2 separate regions of the Homo sapiens genome follow, and region 2 is linked to region 1. Evidence: chromatin loops called from intact Hi-C (ENCODE). Cell type or tissue: IMR-90. All regions are shown on one strand. Links, peaks and the distances in the headings refer to the core of each region. The heading gives the core; the rest is flanking DNA.

What was found. A loop is a pair of places that touch in the nucleus more often than their neighbours do. Peaks named below come from ENCODE experiments on the same cell type or tissue, not always from the same donor. Only the 100,000 strongest peaks of a DNase experiment are listed, where the experiment ranks them.
Region 2: a loop joins it to region 1, with 4 times the contacts of the local background. A loop is called at or near these places in 3 of 110 quality-filtered maps.

Annotation. Positions count from the first base shown.
Region 1 is chr2:231,158,701-231,167,427 of GRCh38, reverse strand. It overlaps PSMD1 (proteasome 26S subunit, non-ATPase 1), which reads right to left. Exons shown (of 25, transcript NM_002807.4): 20 at 5,919-6,088; 21 at 3,701-3,793; 22 at 2,142-2,228; 23 at 1,411-1,557. Among named protein-coding and RNA genes, the nearest start is that of ARMC9, 36 kb to the left of the region's middle. In IMR-90, for the core only: no CTCF peak of the experiment used is centred there; a DNase peak (open chromatin) is centred at 5,307; H3K27ac peaks cover 5,021 bases.
Region 2 is chr2:231,217,286-231,226,012 of GRCh38, reverse strand. It overlaps ARMC9 (armadillo repeat containing 9), which reads right to left. Exons shown (of 25, transcript NM_001352754.2): 6 at 3,193-3,285. Among named protein-coding and RNA genes, the nearest start is that of ARMC9, 23 kb to the right of the region's middle. RefSeq lists an enhancer at 3,274-3,573. In IMR-90, for the core only: no CTCF peak of the experiment used is centred there; DNase peaks (open chromatin) are centred at 2,232 and 3,492; H3K27ac peaks cover 3,330 bases.

The sequences.
Region 1 (8,727 bases), core at 610-8,609:
TGGTGTACAGTGTGCTCATATGGCCTCATGGCATTGAGCACGTGCCTCACTGTCTTAGTTCATAATTATCAAAAACACTAGTTATTTCACGTGCTTAGAGTATGCTCTAGTTGTGTCCTAATACATCTGTTCTGGATTCCCATGCTACTGGTAAGATAAGTTTACAGACACAGTTAGAATACGTTCTCTGTAAAACCGCCACCGAGATGAACCAGGTTGCAGATCAGACAGTGACTGCATTAAAGGTATCCATTGATGATTCTGTCCATTCATTTAACACTACACAGCAACTACTACAGATCAGGCAGTGCTACAGATTAGCATTTACCATTGTTTTAGGTGCTTTACATGTAACAACCTATTTAATCTCCACAACATCAACAGGAGGTAGGTAGCATTACCATATCAATTTTACAGATGAGGAAACTGAAATACAAAGATTAAATGACTTGTCTTAGTCACACAGCTAACAGTAGAAATAAAAACCCAGTTATGCCAAATTCCAGCTCTAAACCACTACATACACTATCTTGCATCCCTTGGCTTTATCTCTTCTAGCTGATAAATTAGTCAGGTTAAGACCCCGACTCACAATTATAGATAGGAGTTGCCTTTGACCCACCATCAGGTTGATAAGAATAAGTTTACTCTTGTATAAGGATAAGGATCTAGAAATCGAATCTCTGACATTTTAGACAGATCTAGCATCTGGATGTCTTGGATGGGTCTACTGATGGCGCTCTAGTTATCTACAAGAACCTGGAAGATAAAGGCAGTATCACACTCATATTTCTGATAAGCATTTGTTTTTAACATGAAGCACTCTGTCTTGGAATAAATTAAATTCCATGAAGATCCTTTTCTAACTAAAATGCAATGCATTTATGACAATGGTGTAATGAAATAGAAAAAAAAAAAAGACAACGGTGTAATTACCATAGTAATCAATACTTATTGAGCAGTCCCAAGTCTTGTTCTCAGTGCTTGTTCAATCTGTGCCTCATTTCTGAGTCAGGGATGGTAATCTCTGTTTTATAATAAAGAAAACTGAGGCAGAGAGAGATTTAGTACCTGGCCTAAGGTCACTTAGCCTGAGCAGTATACTCAAGATTCAAATCCTGTATGCTTGGCTGTAGAGTCTATATTCCTAATCAAATTGTTGTATTAGGAACTCCTACGTCGTATGTCTGTGGTAGAAGACGGGAGTTTGTAGGGTTACACAGGGAAAAGAAAAATTCTCCCAAATCTATATGAAATGGAAAAGAACATTCTCTCTTTTGTTAAATAATTTCTTAGAACTAGTGAGCTTGCTCCAATGCTTTGGAGATTTATCATTCTCTATCAATATTCTATTGTCCTATGGATTAATATCCCACTGGTATATACAGCTAAGAGTCACTGGTAACTTACTGGTTTGAAAGGCTGGTATCTACAGGTCTCCGGCATGGTTAGGACCTTAAGCTGGGCAGGCATAACTCGGGCTGGGTTATCCAATAACTGGAAGTTTGGCTCAGGTTCTTTTTTCTTCTCTTTTTCCTCCTTTTTCTCTGCCTCATCCTATAAAATAAAATTTAAAAAAAGTTCAACAGAAGTTCATTTCTGTTCCACAGAACTGAGTAACATCTGAAGTTGACTGAGCAGCTATAAGGTACAAGAGGTAGTGGTCGGTAGTAATGGAAGTACAACTAAAGTGCTATCAGACTCAGAGGAGGGAAAAGTAACTCTGCTTAGGAATGAGAATGGTATTTGACTTGGTTTTAAAGGATTAAAAAGGTTTTTCTACCAGCAGAGATCAGAAAAAGGTCTACCTAAACAAGTGATAATCCCTTTGCTTGAAAGGGTTTTTCTTTCTCCTACCTCATCATCTTGTCTGTGAAAAACCTACTTTGCCCTTCAAAACCTATTTTAGTTGTCATTTGCTCCAGGAACTTTTTACTGATTTGTACCCTTCTATTCTTCCCACAAATGGATATATTTTCGAGTCTCTTTCAAGTACAGTTTGATGATTCTACATGCTGGCAACAGGATAATTGTTTGAAGGAAGCCAAGAGCAAGGTAGAATAATATTCAACTAAGGAAGAATCTCGACCATGACAGAGACAGAGATACTTCAATCCATATGACCACCAATTTATACCTACCACTTCCATTTTCTCCTCCTCCTTTTTTTCCTTTTCTTTTTCCTTCTTTTTAGCCTTGGCAGTTATAGATAATACAGCAGTAGAAACCTGGGGAAATGAGCAGGGTAAACTGTTGTAATCCCTTACTGACATACAAACATGCAAGCCCTAGAGAACTCAGTCCTACAACACTATTCTATTTCCTAGCTGTATTACATATATATATATATATATATATATATATATATATATATATATATATATATATATATAAATATATATAAATCAAAGAATAAATGGGAAAACTAAGCAGGACATTTACTGAAATAATTTACTACTCTTGTCATCAAGTGAATCTTTAGTTCTTGGAGGCTTGTGTCCAATATAACTCTTCCCTTTTTTTTGATCTGTAGCCTACCTTGGATATGAATTTGCTCTCATGTACTTCCAAGATTGAGATTTGGGTGCTATAGCCTTTTTGCTTTACAGGAAAGCAATGGAAAATAGAACAATTTCCTTCAGCGCTGGTTGTAGATATCCTCTCTGGACTATATGTCTTACAATGCTAATACACAGTGGGTGAGTGGTTAGCCTATATTATTCTCCTTCATGGGTCTTGCTGAAAACAAAGGTGAAAAGCTGGGCAATACTGGTGTAAAAGCTGACTTTGTTTCAGACCCAAAGGAGGGTCTGAAACATAGCTGATGAAACAAGATGCTGTCAAGGCTATTCCTTAACTGCTACCCTCAAATTTGGTTAATTATCCTTACTTATACACAAAATTTACAGCAAATAATCAACAACTGGCCAATATGAAAATTATGAGAGAAAGAGCCACTTTCCTATATATAAGGTATCAAAAAAAGTATAATTTTACTGAGTAAAACTTTATGGGCAAGTACAACTCTTTAATGTATTATTCTTTAATACAGGAGTGTCCTCATACACAGTTGGTAGGAGTATAAAGTGATTATGTCCATTTTGAAAGGCAAATTAGTTAATAACTATGAACATAATGTGCATTACTTTTGATCAAGTAACCTGACATCCAGGATTCTAACCTACAGATATACTCACACAGTGCACAAATACATGTGTATAAAGACTTTCAATTCCAGGCTCACTTGTGTAGGGCTAACAAATGAGAAATAACCTTAAATGAATATCAAAGAAAAAACTGGTAAAACAAACAGTACTACACATAGTAAAGGCATTGTTTTGCAGCTCTGGGAAAAAATGAGATCTGTATACATTGAAAGTTTTAAAAATAAAAAAAAATATAGTTAATGTGAAAACAAGATGCAGAAAAGTATGTAGAGAATAATTTTATTCGTGGTATAAAAAGTACTGACATGTGCAGAGAAAACCTTCAGAGGGATTCAGAAGTTGTGACTCCTGTGACATGAGACTTGGATGACCAAGAGACAAAAAGGACTTTCACTTCATATTCTTGTGTAATGTCAAATGTTAGCATAAGAAGTGTTACTTTTAAAACATAAAAGATAGTTAAAGAAAAAGTAAAATACTCAGTGGCTCCTATATTTAAGTACAAATGCTGCTAAAAGGAACAAAGAACCTACCTTTTCCTTTTCTTTTTCTTTTGGTACTTCCAGAGGGGCAGGATATGCAAATGTGGATGGTTTACAGTTCGATTTATACTGAACTTTCGGCATCTGAAGAAATTCCATTAAAATAACATTGGCTTTAAGTACTCTGTGCTCTCCACAGGCATACGGATACAAAAGGAGACCAAAGTTTTAATGCAGGCTGTATGTTCAACTATGTTATGACTCCTCTCTGAAAGCCATGTCTACTTTTACTGATTTAGTTTTTAGGTTCTTTACAGAATTACCTGCAGTTCTCTATACTTTTCTTAATCTCTGTGCCTTTGAATGGGCATCCCTTTATCTTTATGAACAAACCAACCTGCTTCAATGGGTAAGTCCTATTCATGGTGTGAGCATCAGATCAACTGTTCTCTCCTTTGTAAAGCATTTGATGGTCTATCCTGCATACAAACTGCCATTTCCCTTCTTTGTACCAGACTAGTAACTTACACTAGCCTGAATACAATTTCCACACCATATATAATCATGCCTTGTAAGAGTGTAACATGAGCCTAATAGAAAGTCAGCTTCACATTACCTAGTGACCAGTTTTAAAGTTCTTTGGTCTCAATTTTTCCTTTCTTTCTTTTTTTTTTTTTTGAGACGGAGTTTTGCTCTGTTGCCCAGGCTCTGGAGTGCAGTGGCGCAAACTCAGCTCACTGCAAGCTCTGCCTCCCGGGTTCAGGCCATTCTCCTGCCTCAGCCTCCCGAGTAGCTGGGACTACAGGTGCCCGCCACCATGCCCGGCTAATTTTTTTTGTATTTTTAGTAGAGACGGGGTTTCACTGTGTTAGCCAGGATGGTCTCAATCTCCTGACCTCGTGATCCACCCGCCTCGGCTTCCTTTCTTTCTTTCTTTCTTTTTTTTTTTTTTGAGACAGAGTTTCACCCTGTTGCTCAGACTGGAGTGCAGTGGTGCAATCTCAGCTCACTGCAACCTCTGACTCCTGGGTTCAAGCGATTCTCCTGCCTCAGCCTCCCAAGCAGCTGGGACTACAGATGTGCACAACCACACCCGGCCTGAATTTTTCTCTATTTACCCAATCTGCATTGATGGAGGATGATAATAAATACCACCATAAGGACAAAGAACCTTATCTTCTCCATCCCATTTTCATCACAAAGAGTAAAAACAGCAGTCATAAAATTGTTTGGCAGAGAATAAAATAGGTTATACAGGATGTTTAATTACAATGTTAAAAGTTGGGGATTGGGAAACCAAGGGATTCTTGTTCTGACAATAAAGCTGCTCAATATTTACAAATGTGAGCAGTTTTAATACCGAAACACTTAACGAAGGATAACTGGCTGTACAGCTATACTGAAAAATCAATACAAAGAAATATTCTATTTTTACCAGTCAGTTTTAAGCCTAAAACTTTTCCACTCTGAAAATTTAGTAGAACATTTCAACAGTGATGACCAGATGTAAGAGTTATTTAAAGGTCAAAAAGCCTTTTGACTTTTAAAGAACAAGAAGATGAATCATCAAGTCACAGGACTAAGAAAGACCTAAACACAAACTCCATTAAAAAAATATGACCACAAATGTGATGACAGGGCACGCAGTGCCTTAAATTTCTGACTTAAGTCAGCAGTTACATTCCATCAGATTCCCTAGCTCCTCACAGTTGGTCTTGTTTCCTGCTTCTACCAAAGGGTCATCCTCCTATTTTGCTTTTTCCCTTTAGTAATAATTCTTTCTTCCATCAACCACTCGAGTATCAGATAACTCTGGAAGATTTAGTTTAGGTTTGCATTCTTCCTTGCCCAGACTACTGCAATAGCATTGTAATGAGTTTCCACTGATACCAGAAAGATCTTTCTAAATGGAAATCTCATGTTCATTTATCATTTGAAATCCTTCGACAGTTCCCAGGCTTTAGTATTAAATAAAATTCATCAGAGTGGTATATAAAGCCTCTTCGTATGTTTATATTTAGCCCCCTCTCTCACCATTCTTTCTCAACTAATTACTTGAAGTTACACAGCTAGTAAGGAGATATGCTTTTCAAAACTTTCAATGACACACTCCATTCAAAAAGGTGACGATTCAACTTGAAGGGAAAATGTTATTATAAGATGTTAACTCATCTTTAAAATTTAATGGAAATCCTTGCAAGTGGGCGGTAAATATGAATAAGATACGGTGAACAGGAAATACTACAAAGCTGAGGTCTCACAGACATACCTTTAAGTCCTTGTTAAGGCCAATGACACAGGTAGGGGTATAAGCCAATGACAGGAAGTGTGAAAGAGGAAACCAGAACCAAAACTGGGTAAATACAAGGACGCCAACCACAGAAGGCATATGAGTATGCCCAGTCCTGGACTGCAAGGAGATTGTGACATTATGACCACCTGTAGAAAAAGAGAGAAACCATGAACAATAATAGTATTGTCCTATTATTATAGTAGGACAATAATAACGATATCTTTCTTTCTTTCTTTTTTTTTTTTTTAAAGAGATAGGGTCTCACTGTTACCCAAGCTCGGGTGACAGAGTGAAACACTGCACCCAAGTGCAGCAGCACGATCATGGCTCACTGCAGCCTCGACCTCCTGGCCTTAAGGGATCCTCCTCTTTTAGCCTCCCGAGTAGCTAGGACTACATGTGCGGGCCGCCACACCTGGCTGATTTTTAAATTTTTTGTAGAGACGAGGGTCTCACTATGTTGCCCAGGCTAGTCTCAAACTCCTAGCCTCATATGATCCTCCCGACTCAGCCTCCCAAAGTCTTGGGATTACAAGCATGTGAGGCACTACACCCAGGCAATAATAAAGATTTGTAAGTGCTGCAGTAGGGAAACATCTGGTGATGATTTTAAAAGCACAATTCATATGTGCAGTCTAATATGCAGTCCTTGGAATTAGTGAGTTATCCAGGCTCTCCAAAATTGGAAGTGTACTTTTAACTGGATTTAGCACACATCTAGACTTACTTTCTCTATAGGCAGGCGTTTTTCAAAAACTAGGCCTGAAGGGTATCAAAACTGTGATGCTAAATTAAGTATTAATCTGCATTATATATTGGCTTTTCATGTGTTAATAAAAAGCAAAGTTTTAGTATATACTTTTTGCACACCATAGCAGAGGCAAGCATAGATAGTTTGCTTAGTTTTACTCTTTCCGCTTCAATCATATGCAAATACATATTTATAATATACTTACACATTTATAAAAATTTATATAAAACAGTAAAGAATATGTTCTGACTCTTGGTCTTTTAGGTGCTAAGCAGCATAAACATTATTAGAATTTTGAGAAATATCCCTTACAAATTATGAAGATTTATATGCAGCTATATAAAAATCTACGAAAGCATTGAGCATTACCCTACGAATTATTAAGCCACTTAAATTGGTGGGAGGAGCTCTGACATTAACTAGCCCTGTAACCATGGACAAAACACTTTATTTCTAATTCCTTTTCTCCCATTAGCAAAATGAGGGGTTGAATTTGAACACTTGAACGAGAGCACTACCACTTACAAAAGAAAACTTAACCTCTAACCCTAACTGAAATTTTTCTAAGGAAACACAATATGTAAAGGAATGAAATCAGAGCTGCTTCTGTTTAATCAGAAGTTTGGACTGCTGGGAGAATATATGGCCTGGAACCAGGGGTCCCCAAATCCTGGGGCTGCAGACCTGTCCATGGCCTGTTAGGAACCTGGCTGCAGAGCAGGAGGTGAGCGGAGGGCAAGTGAGCATTACCACCTGAGCTCTGCCTCCTGTCAAATCAGCTGTGGCATTAGATTCTCATAGGAATGTGAACCTTATTGTGAACCGCGCACGCGAGGGATCTAGGCTGAACGTTCCTTATGAGAATCTAATGCCTACTGAACTGAGGTGGAAAAGTTTCATCCTGAAACCACCCCACCCCCGTCGTAGAAAAAAAAATTGTCTTCCATGAAACCTGTCCCTGGTGTCAAAAAGGTTGTGGACTGCTGCCCTAGACTATTCCTCTAGAGTGCAGATAAAGTTTGAAAGCCAGTGAACTAGAGCTAAGATCCAAGCCATCAGTTGGGGAGAGCTGGTGAGCCCTTGTAAGGCTGAGATTCTAGGAGGCTATGAGGGATTACCAACTCAAATGCCTTTAGGAACAAGTCAAGTAAACAAATAAGGAATAAGTGGGCTGGGAGCAGTGGGGACTGAAGCAAACTGTAAAGTACATGTACTATTTAAAGGGAGCTTGTTACTGGGGGTGTAGGTCCAGGATTACTAGGTCATTTTGTTTTTAAAACTGAAGCAAACTGGAAAACACATGTTCTATTTAAAGGGAACATCTTACTACAGTGTAGGTCCAGGGTCACTAGGTCATTTTGTTTTTAAAAGTAGACTATGGATTTTGTCCAAAATCTTGCAAATTTTGTTAGGCAGGCAAAACAAAATACACCATTATCAGATTTGGCCCATGCGCTAGATGGTAACAGAGTTAGTGCTGGATCACAGAACTTTGAAATGCAAGAATCTTCATTTAAATAATATATCCTATAAAAATGGGGCTTGTCTGTGCCTAATCAGGGTCTTAATTGGAATTCCAATGTGGATTCCTGTTGCTTACATTTCTCTTCTCTTGATCTCAGTGTTTTATAGGCATCTTCACATTTTGCTTGGAGTCAAGAACCAAACACTGACTTGACTTGACTAAACCAAGCAGCATTTTAATTTTTATAAGAATCAGGGTTCTACTGTTCAACCAAATAATCTAGATTTTCTTAATACTCCACTATAGGTATTTAAATTTTTCATCTGAAAAAAAGGCCAGGTATACTTTAATCTTGTTTTTCCAATAGAAATGAATTATATACATTTATTGTCTACTTGTACTCTTCCCTACGCTAACCCCCATTCACTGAATGCTAACTATATGTTGAGGATTGTGAATAACATACTGGAAAAGATCCTAAGGAGACTCCAGTCTCACAAAGAAGACAGATAATTTGATAATTAAAATAAGATATGAAAGTATTATGATAGCTATAAACCTGGGTGCTA
Region 2 (8,727 bases), core at 131-8,130, 59 kb before region 1:
TGGTAGTGGGTGCCTGTAATCCCAGTTACTTGGGAGGCTGAGGCAGGAGAATCGCTTGAACCTGGGAGGCGGAGGTTGCAGTGAGCCAAGATCACGCCATTTCACTCCAGCATGGGTGACAAGAGCAAAATTCTGACTCAATCAATCAATCAATCATCAATCAATGTGTACATTTCAATGGTTTTCAGTATTTTCAGAGTTATGCAACCATCACTACAATCAATTTTAGAACATTTTCATCATCCTCCAAAAGAAACCCTGTATTCACTGGCAGTTACTCCCATTTTCCCTGCTCTCCCCAGCCCCTGGCAACCACTAATATACTTTCTGTCTCTCCAGATTTGCCTCTTTTGGACATTTTATGAATAGAGTCATATAATACCTGGTCCCTGCCACTGGCTTCTTTCAGTTAGCATAATGCTTTCAAGGATCATTCATGTTACAGCATGAATCAGTGCTTCATTCCTTTTTATGGCTGGATGATATCAAACGATATTCCATCATTTGGATAACACCACAGTTTGTTTATCCATTCATAAGATGATAGACATTTGAGTTGTTTGCATTTTTTTGGCTATTATGAATAATGTTACTATGAACATTTGTGTACAGGTTGTTTTGTGGACATATGTATGTTTCATTTCTCTTGGGTATATAGCTAGGGTATATAGCTCTTGGGTGTACAGCCTGGACCAATTCCTGGGTCATGTGGTAACTCTACGTTTAAACCTCTGAGGGAACTTAACCTGCTTTTGAAGGCTATTTAATGATATGGGAAGATGTTCTCTTCCTTTGATAAAAATGCATAGAAATATACACACACATACATGTACCTACCTTTATTACAATTTGGGTGTATGTCTGTATTAAAAACCTTTCTGTACTTTCCAAATTTTCTATAAGGAATATAGTTGATTTTATAATCAGGAAGTAAAAAGTTATTTTTTGCAAATACAACTGTTATTCTCTTACTTAAAATGCTTCAAAGGCTCCTTATTCCTTATAGGACTTGGCATAAACCTTTATGACCTAGGCCCTGCCTAGTCTCTGAGTTTGTCTATGCCAATACTCTGCTCCAGTAATATTAAATTATTTCAGTTTCCCAGGCACTGTCTCAGTGCCTTTGCACAGGCTGTTCCCTCTACCTGTAATTCCCATCCCTCCTCTGTTTGCCTCACAGACTCCTATTTTATTGTTCAAAGCTCCAGTTTGGCTAAGAGAATTACATCTTGGCCTTTTCTTTATATCCCTAAATCCTAGAACAATATTTGACTCATAGTAGAAGCTTAATGTATTGAACTGAACTACAAGTATTTTCATGTAACAAGGAAAATATTAGAATGTTATTTATAGTTACCTGCTATATTTCAGCATATGCTTCAAAGCATGTGGAACAGGATGAAAGGTGACAAGTACTTAAAAATTCTAATGCCAACAGCTAACAGTTATCAAGCACTTACTATATACTGGACTGTTTCATACAAGTTATATGTATTAACTCAATCTTCATACTCTTCCTATAAAATAGGTACTATGATCTTTTTTTATTCTTATTTTTTTGAGACAGGGTCTCACTATGTTGCCCAGGCTGAAGTTCAATGGCAGAATACACAGCTCAATGCAGCCTCAACTTCCTGGGCTCAGGTGATTCGCCCACCTGTCTCCCCCAGATAGCTGGGACTATAGTCATATGGATGCTACCATGCTCAGCTAACTTTTTGTACTTTTTGCAGAGATGGGGTTTCGCCATGTTGCCCACTCTGGGCTCAAACTCCTGGGCTCAAGTGATCCTCCCGCCTTAGCCTCCCAAAGTGCTGGGATTACAGGCGTGAGCCACGGGGCCCAGTCAGGTACTGTTTTGAGTATACTAATATATTTTTAATATAACTAATATAATTTACCATGTAAATCATTTTGATTAGATTCTTAACATATTGGCACCCATAATTATTAAGCTGAGCTACTCTGGGCACACTGCCTATGGGGTAGCCCTGTTCCACAAGGAGCAGTATCAAGAAAAAAAAAAATTAAGCTGAGAAATGCTTTTTTAAAGCGTATTCAAATAATTATAAGTCAAGTTGGAAAAGTTCTAGTTTCACTGAAAATCACTGTATATGGAACTCTAGGAAGGAAAAGGTTTGGATATGCAAACATCGTGGTATGTAGGCAAACAGAAGAATTTAAACAAAAGCCTTAAGGATATAAAGGCAGAGACGAGAGCTGTAGATCAGTCCGTTCGGCTCAGGCCAGGCTAAGGAATTTGAATACAGGCAACAGGGAAGGCTTAGGAAGCTCAAGTAGAAATGTGGCATGGAGTCCTAGTGACAAATAAAACCTCAATTAGGTCAAGAAAGTCAAATGCTTTGGAGTTAGAAAGGAAGCAGAAGGTATTACGCAGCAAAGTAGCCTAAATTTTTCATGAAATTAAACTAAACAGTGACCAATTTTACCATTCAAAACATTATGTTCTTGTTATGAAATAACTTTGGATACATTTTTATTCCAAGTAAAAGGAGATACTTGTCTTTAAAAACTAATAACCTTTGGGAAATTAGTCTTCCATGGGTTGGGTGACCTAACGTTCTGCTCTTTCTGAAACAGGCTCTATTTACACCTGTCACCCTGGTACTTTGTCCAGTTAGTGCCCCTTTTTACTTTCAAAAGTGTCCCAGTTTGAACTGGACTGTGGTGATACTGCACAGCTCTGTACGTTTGCCAAAAAGCATTAAATTGTACACTTACCATGGGTAGATTTTATGGTATGTAAATTTACACCTCAATAAAGTTATTTAAAAAGAAGTCCCAATTTGAATGACAAGTTAGATGGTCACCCGATCCATATGCCATGGCCTGAAGGGCTTAAAAGTGGTTAAGTGACATTCTGCAAAGGGACAATTATCCCAAGGAATTCTTTTACAAGAAGGTAAACTTTCTTTTCTACCAAGACAACTTCTAGCCACGTGACATCAAAATAAGACCTTGCCAAAAAGAAAGTCTCAGAGATCCAATGATATAGAAGTTGATCTCTATAGGCCCTGCCATTAATGATTCATTGACCTTGTAAATATGAAAGCAACACTATTAATTATCCCGATTTAATGAGGCAACCTCAATAAACCTAAGCCAGCGTGCAACTCTAAATAAAATCTGCTCTAAAACCATAGGTGGTCTCTATTTGCTTCAAAAGGATACATATATTGTTAAAAGCTTTGGCGTGTTGCTGGCTTTAGATATTAAAGCTAGAAACTTTATCAACTTCAACTTTAACTCTGGAGTCCAGGAATCCTAAAGAAAAAAGGGAACAAAAATACAAACATTAGATTACTAAGTACCAATAGCATCATCAAGTTGAGGTCATTAGGCTAAAAAACCCTGCACAGTGATTGAAACCAAAACCAAAATGCCAGTGACGTGAGGCTGTGAAAAACAGGTCTTAGGACATCTGACCAACTCATTTACAGAAGATTCAAGTGCCCACAGTAGGAAGAAAAAATAGAGTTCTTTCATAAACAGGGAAAAAATAACCCTGAACATGATTTGAGTATTTCATGTGATTTAAACACAGTCGTGACAAGGAACCTTATTAGGCTGCATACCAAAAATAGTTCAGTACAGTCTAGGCACGCACAGCACTGGGAGGCGTAACATAAACAATTATCACTAAGTTACTGAGAGTCTCCCCAAGAAAGGGACTCATTTCCACAAACCTCGTCTAGATAAGAAAAAAGGACAGAAGCTATTTTCTGCCACAAATACCCCACCATGTCAAGAATTATGATATAGTCTTAGCATGATTTGTCCTTTAAAAACAAATTATTTATCTCAAATAATGCTCATCAAGAAGAAAAAATTAATGACTTAAATAAGAAAAAACATAACAAGTAACAATCTTTGTCTCAGGACAATTTTCCTTATACTCTTTATACAGAAATATCTTCCACCCAAACCAAGAAGTTCCACAAAAATGCAGCGAAGCCACTAAAAATTCATACCCACCATCCTCTTAGATGCTGCCCCATGGCCCTCAGACCTTTCCATCCTTCCCCACTGTCTCTGCCTCTCCAGCTCTGTACCCTCCTCCATGCCTCCCACCCCCACCCAATCATTCTAGCCAGCATGTCATCTGATTTCTAGAAAAAATACTGCCAGATGAGCAGAAAGTTCTTTTTTTTTTTTTTTTTTGAGACAGAGTCTTGCTTTGTCACCCAGGCTGGAGTGCAGTGGCTCGATCTATGCTCACTACAACCACCGCCTCCCAGGTTCAAGCAACTCTCCTGCCTCAGCCTCTTGAGTAGCTGGGTCGAGGGTCACCAAGCCTGGCTAATTTTTGTATTTTTTTTTTTTTTGGTAGAGACGGGGTTTCACCATGTTGGCCAGGCTGGTCTCGAACTCCTGACCTCAAGTGATCTACCTGCCTTGGCCTTCCAAAGTGCTGGGATTACAGGCATGAGCCACCATGCCCGACCAGAGAGTTCTTATATTTTTAAAAAATTGTGTAATTCCCTGATACTGCATGATAACTTTGTTTATAAGGTGTGTGTTATTATGGATTGAACTGTGTTCCCTCAAAATACATGCTGAAGTCCTAACCCCTGGTACCTCAGAACATGAGGTCATTGGGAATGGGGTCGTTGCAGATGTAATTAAAGTTAAGATAAGGTCACACTGGAGTAGGGTGTGTCCTTAATCCAATATGACCTTAATCCAATATGTCCTTACAAGAAGAAGAAAATTTAGACACAGACACAGAAGGAAGACGGCCATGGGACAATGGAGACAGAGACTGGAATGATGCTGCCACAGTCACAGAACACCCGTGGCTACAAGAAGCTGGGAGGGGAAAGGAAGGATCCTCCCCTAGGATTCAGGGACAGCATAGCCCTGCCAACACCTTGATTTCAGATTTGCAGCCTCCAGAACTGTAAGACAACGAATGCCTGCTGTCTTAAGGCATCTGGCCTGTGGTACTTTGCTAGGGCAGCCCTAGGGAAATCACCCAGGTGCTACAACTCAAGGTGGTCTACGCTCAACCACACAGAGAAGAATCTCAGGAAAGGACTGCTATGTCTCAAAAAACAAACAAAACAAAATGCTTGGGACATACAGACTTCCAGTTAGATTGCTCTGTTGTTGATTACTATTTTGTATTACCAACAAATATGTGTTTTCAATGTAATTACTTACTTTATGATGCTCTGCTAATGACAGGGATGAGACTGAAATAAAGCCTCTTTGGACATGAGTCACCTATTTTTTTCTTGACCATTCTTATTTTTTCTGTGCTTTCAACTCTGAGAATAAGAACATTTCCAAGCTGGGCGTGGTGGGTCGATTTGTTAAATGAACAGGAGGTCAGAGACAGGAGGAAAATTAGAGCTAGGAAGCCAAGGAATTTTTTTTTTTTTTTTTTTTTTTTGAGATGGAGTCTCGCTCTGTTGCCCAAACTGGAGCGCAGTGGTGTGATCTCGACTTGCTCCAACCTCCGCCTCCCGGGTTCAAGAGATTTTCCTGCCTCAGCCTCCGGAGTAGCTGGGATTACAGGCATTAGCCACCATGCCCAGCTAATTTTTGTATTTTTAGTAGAGACAGGGTTTCACCATGTTGGCCAGGCTGGTCTGGAACTCCTGACCTCAGGTGATCCGCCCACCTTGGCCTCCCAAAGTGCTAGGATTAGAGCTGTAAGCCACTGCACCTGGCCTAAAGTTTTAATGTGTTAAAGAAATAAAAGACAGGAAGGAATGAGAGACTATAAAAATGTCCCAGCAATTTCAATAAACAACAAAAAAATAAACTTCTGAAAAAAAAAGAGTTAACTGAAATTACAAATTCAATGAAAAGGTTAAAGAACAGACTAAACATAGCTGGAGGGTGAGTTTGTGAACTGGAAGGCAGATGTGAAGAGATCACCCAGAATACAGCCAGAGAGATTAAGAGAAGGAAACATAAGATGTTAAAAGGTATGGCGAGCACAATGATTTGCACGTTCTTAGCACTACTCAGCTGAACCCTCAGAAATGGTCAAAATGGTGGTGGCGCACGCCTATAGTCTAGCTACTCGGGAGGCTGAAGTGGGAAGATCACTTGAGCCCAGGAGGTCAAGGCTGTAGTGAGCTATAATCATGCACTCCAGCCTGGGGGATAGAGTGAGACCCCATCTCTTTAATACTAAAAAGAAAAGTCAAAATGGTAAATTTTATGTTATGTGTATTTTACAATTTTTTTAATGAAAAAAAAAGACATGGAGAATATAATAGGTCTAATATACATTTAGTCAGATATCTAGGAGATAATAAAGAGAATGATACTATACAAAGAGATACTAATTGAGAATTTTTCAGAGTTGTTGAAAGACACAAAACTTCACATCCAGGAAACCCAACAAATCTCAAGTAAAAATAGAAATCTATCCCTAGAAACACTGTAGGGAAATGATACAAACCCAGAGGCCAGATAAAAGAGATTGATCACCTTCAAAGGAACGGCAATTAGACTGACAGCCAACTTCAAAATAGCAGCAATGCGAGCTAGGAAATGATGCAATCTAGCTAGGATTTGTATCTTCAATGTAGTAAGAGACAATAACTGTAAACCTAGTATTCTAATCCTATCTGAGAAAGCAATAAAGACACTGCAGTCAAACAAGAACTGAAAGAAGAGATCTTCAAGGAAAGGGGGTTTTAAAGACATGTACTTAAATAAGAGGAGACGACTATCCCAGATGGAAGAGGTCTTTAACACAAGATGGAATGATGAACAAAAATACTGGTAGCTATAAGGGAAAATCTACACACACTGATTGCATAAAATAGTAAAACTTCTTAATTTGTACATTTAAAATATATAACTAAGATACTTGACAAAAAAAAAAAGGACATAAATTGTGAAGGGGATGAATGAAGTTAATGCATTCTGAGTTCCTTGAATGTTCTGGAAGAAAATAAAGATTAAATTTAGACTTTATGGCTGGGCGTGATGGCTCATACGTGTAATCCTAGCACTTTGGGAGGCTGAGGCAGGCGGATCACCTGAGGTCAGGAGTTTGAGACCAGCCTGGCCAACATGGTGAAACCCCGTCTCTACTAAAAATACAAAAATTAGCCGGACATGGTGGCGTGTGCCTATAATCCCAGCTACTCAGGAGCCTGAGGCAGGAGAATCGCTTGAACCCGGGAGGTGGAGGTTGCAGTGAGCCAAGATTGAGCCATTGCACTCCAGCCTGGGTGACAAGAGTGAAACTCCATCTCAAAAAAAAAAACAAAAGACTGACTTGATTATGTATACATACTAAAATATCTGTGATTACCATTAAAAGAACATATGTAGACTAACAAAAGAAAAAAATGGAATAAAATGAATCTCCATGAATACGGAAGGTCATTAAATTCCTTAAACCACCAGAAGCTGAACTCCACCTTGGAACACCAAATCTGAGTGAGTCAAGCTGCCAGCTGCAGCCTCTGCTAGGCCCCATCCCCGATTCTGCCAGCTCTACTGCCACCTGGATCCAAGCTTTATCTATGCCACTATGCCAGAATATTCACGAACAGAATACTTAGGAACAGAAGTCTCACTGTGAGAAAATCTACCATCTCCTTCCAAGAATATTTATTTTTAGAAATTTTTTAATTTAATTTTTAATTTTTTAAAATTTATTTTTATTATTTTCTTTGTTTTATCCTCGAAGACATCTGAACCCTTCCAGATTTAATCACCTTCTTAACCACTTTTTTCTTCAACCTTCTGGGAGAGGAAGTAGGTAAAACTAAATCTAGAATGATCAAGAAAAAACAGCAAAAATTTCAACTTGGGCTACTCTACAAAAGGCCTGCTTTAATGAAAGCGGTCAACTAAGTAACCTTCAGTTTAGCAGTTACTATTCAGGAGGGATGAAAGTTGTTTTACAGAATTACAACTGAATGGGATGCTGAAATGTACTGGGATTTGGAAGAATTGCATCAGTTGCTGTTGAGTGAGAGTGACCTGGGTGACAGAATGAGACTCTGTCTCCAAAAAACAAACAAACAAGGCGCGGTGGCTCACGCCTGTAATCCTAGCACTTTGGGAGGCCGAGGCAGGTGGATCACCTGAGGTCAGGAGTTCAAGACCAGCCTGGCCAACATGGTGAAACCCCATCTCTACTAAAAATACAACAATTAGCCAGGTGTGCTGGTGCGCACCTGTAGCTCCAGCTAAACTCAGGAGGCTGAGGCAAGAGAATCGCTTCAACCCAGGAGGCAGAGGTTGCAGTGAGCCGAGATCGCGCCACTATACTCCAGCCTGGGCGACAAAACCAACCAAACAAACAAACAAAACATATGTGTGTTACAATTCATAGGACTATACATCCTGAAAAAGTCAATTCTGTGTGTGATAATGTAAAAATTGTTAGGTTGCCATTCGAGCAGGTGAGAATCCTTGCTTTCTGTAATTTTTTTTTTTTTTTTTGAGACAAGGTCTCACTCTGTTGCCCAGGATGGAGTGCAGTGGCACTCCTGGTTCACTGCAACCTTCACCTCCCGGGTTTGAGCAACTGTTCTGCCTCAGCCTCCTGAGTAGCTGGAATTACACACCCGGCTAATTTTTGTACTTTTAGTAGAGACGGGGTCTCCCCATGTTGGCCAGGCTGGTCTCAAACTCCTGGCCTCAAGTGATGCACCCACCTCGGCCTCCCAAAGTGCTGGGATTACACGTGTAAGCCACCGTGCTCAGCCAACTTTCTGTAACATT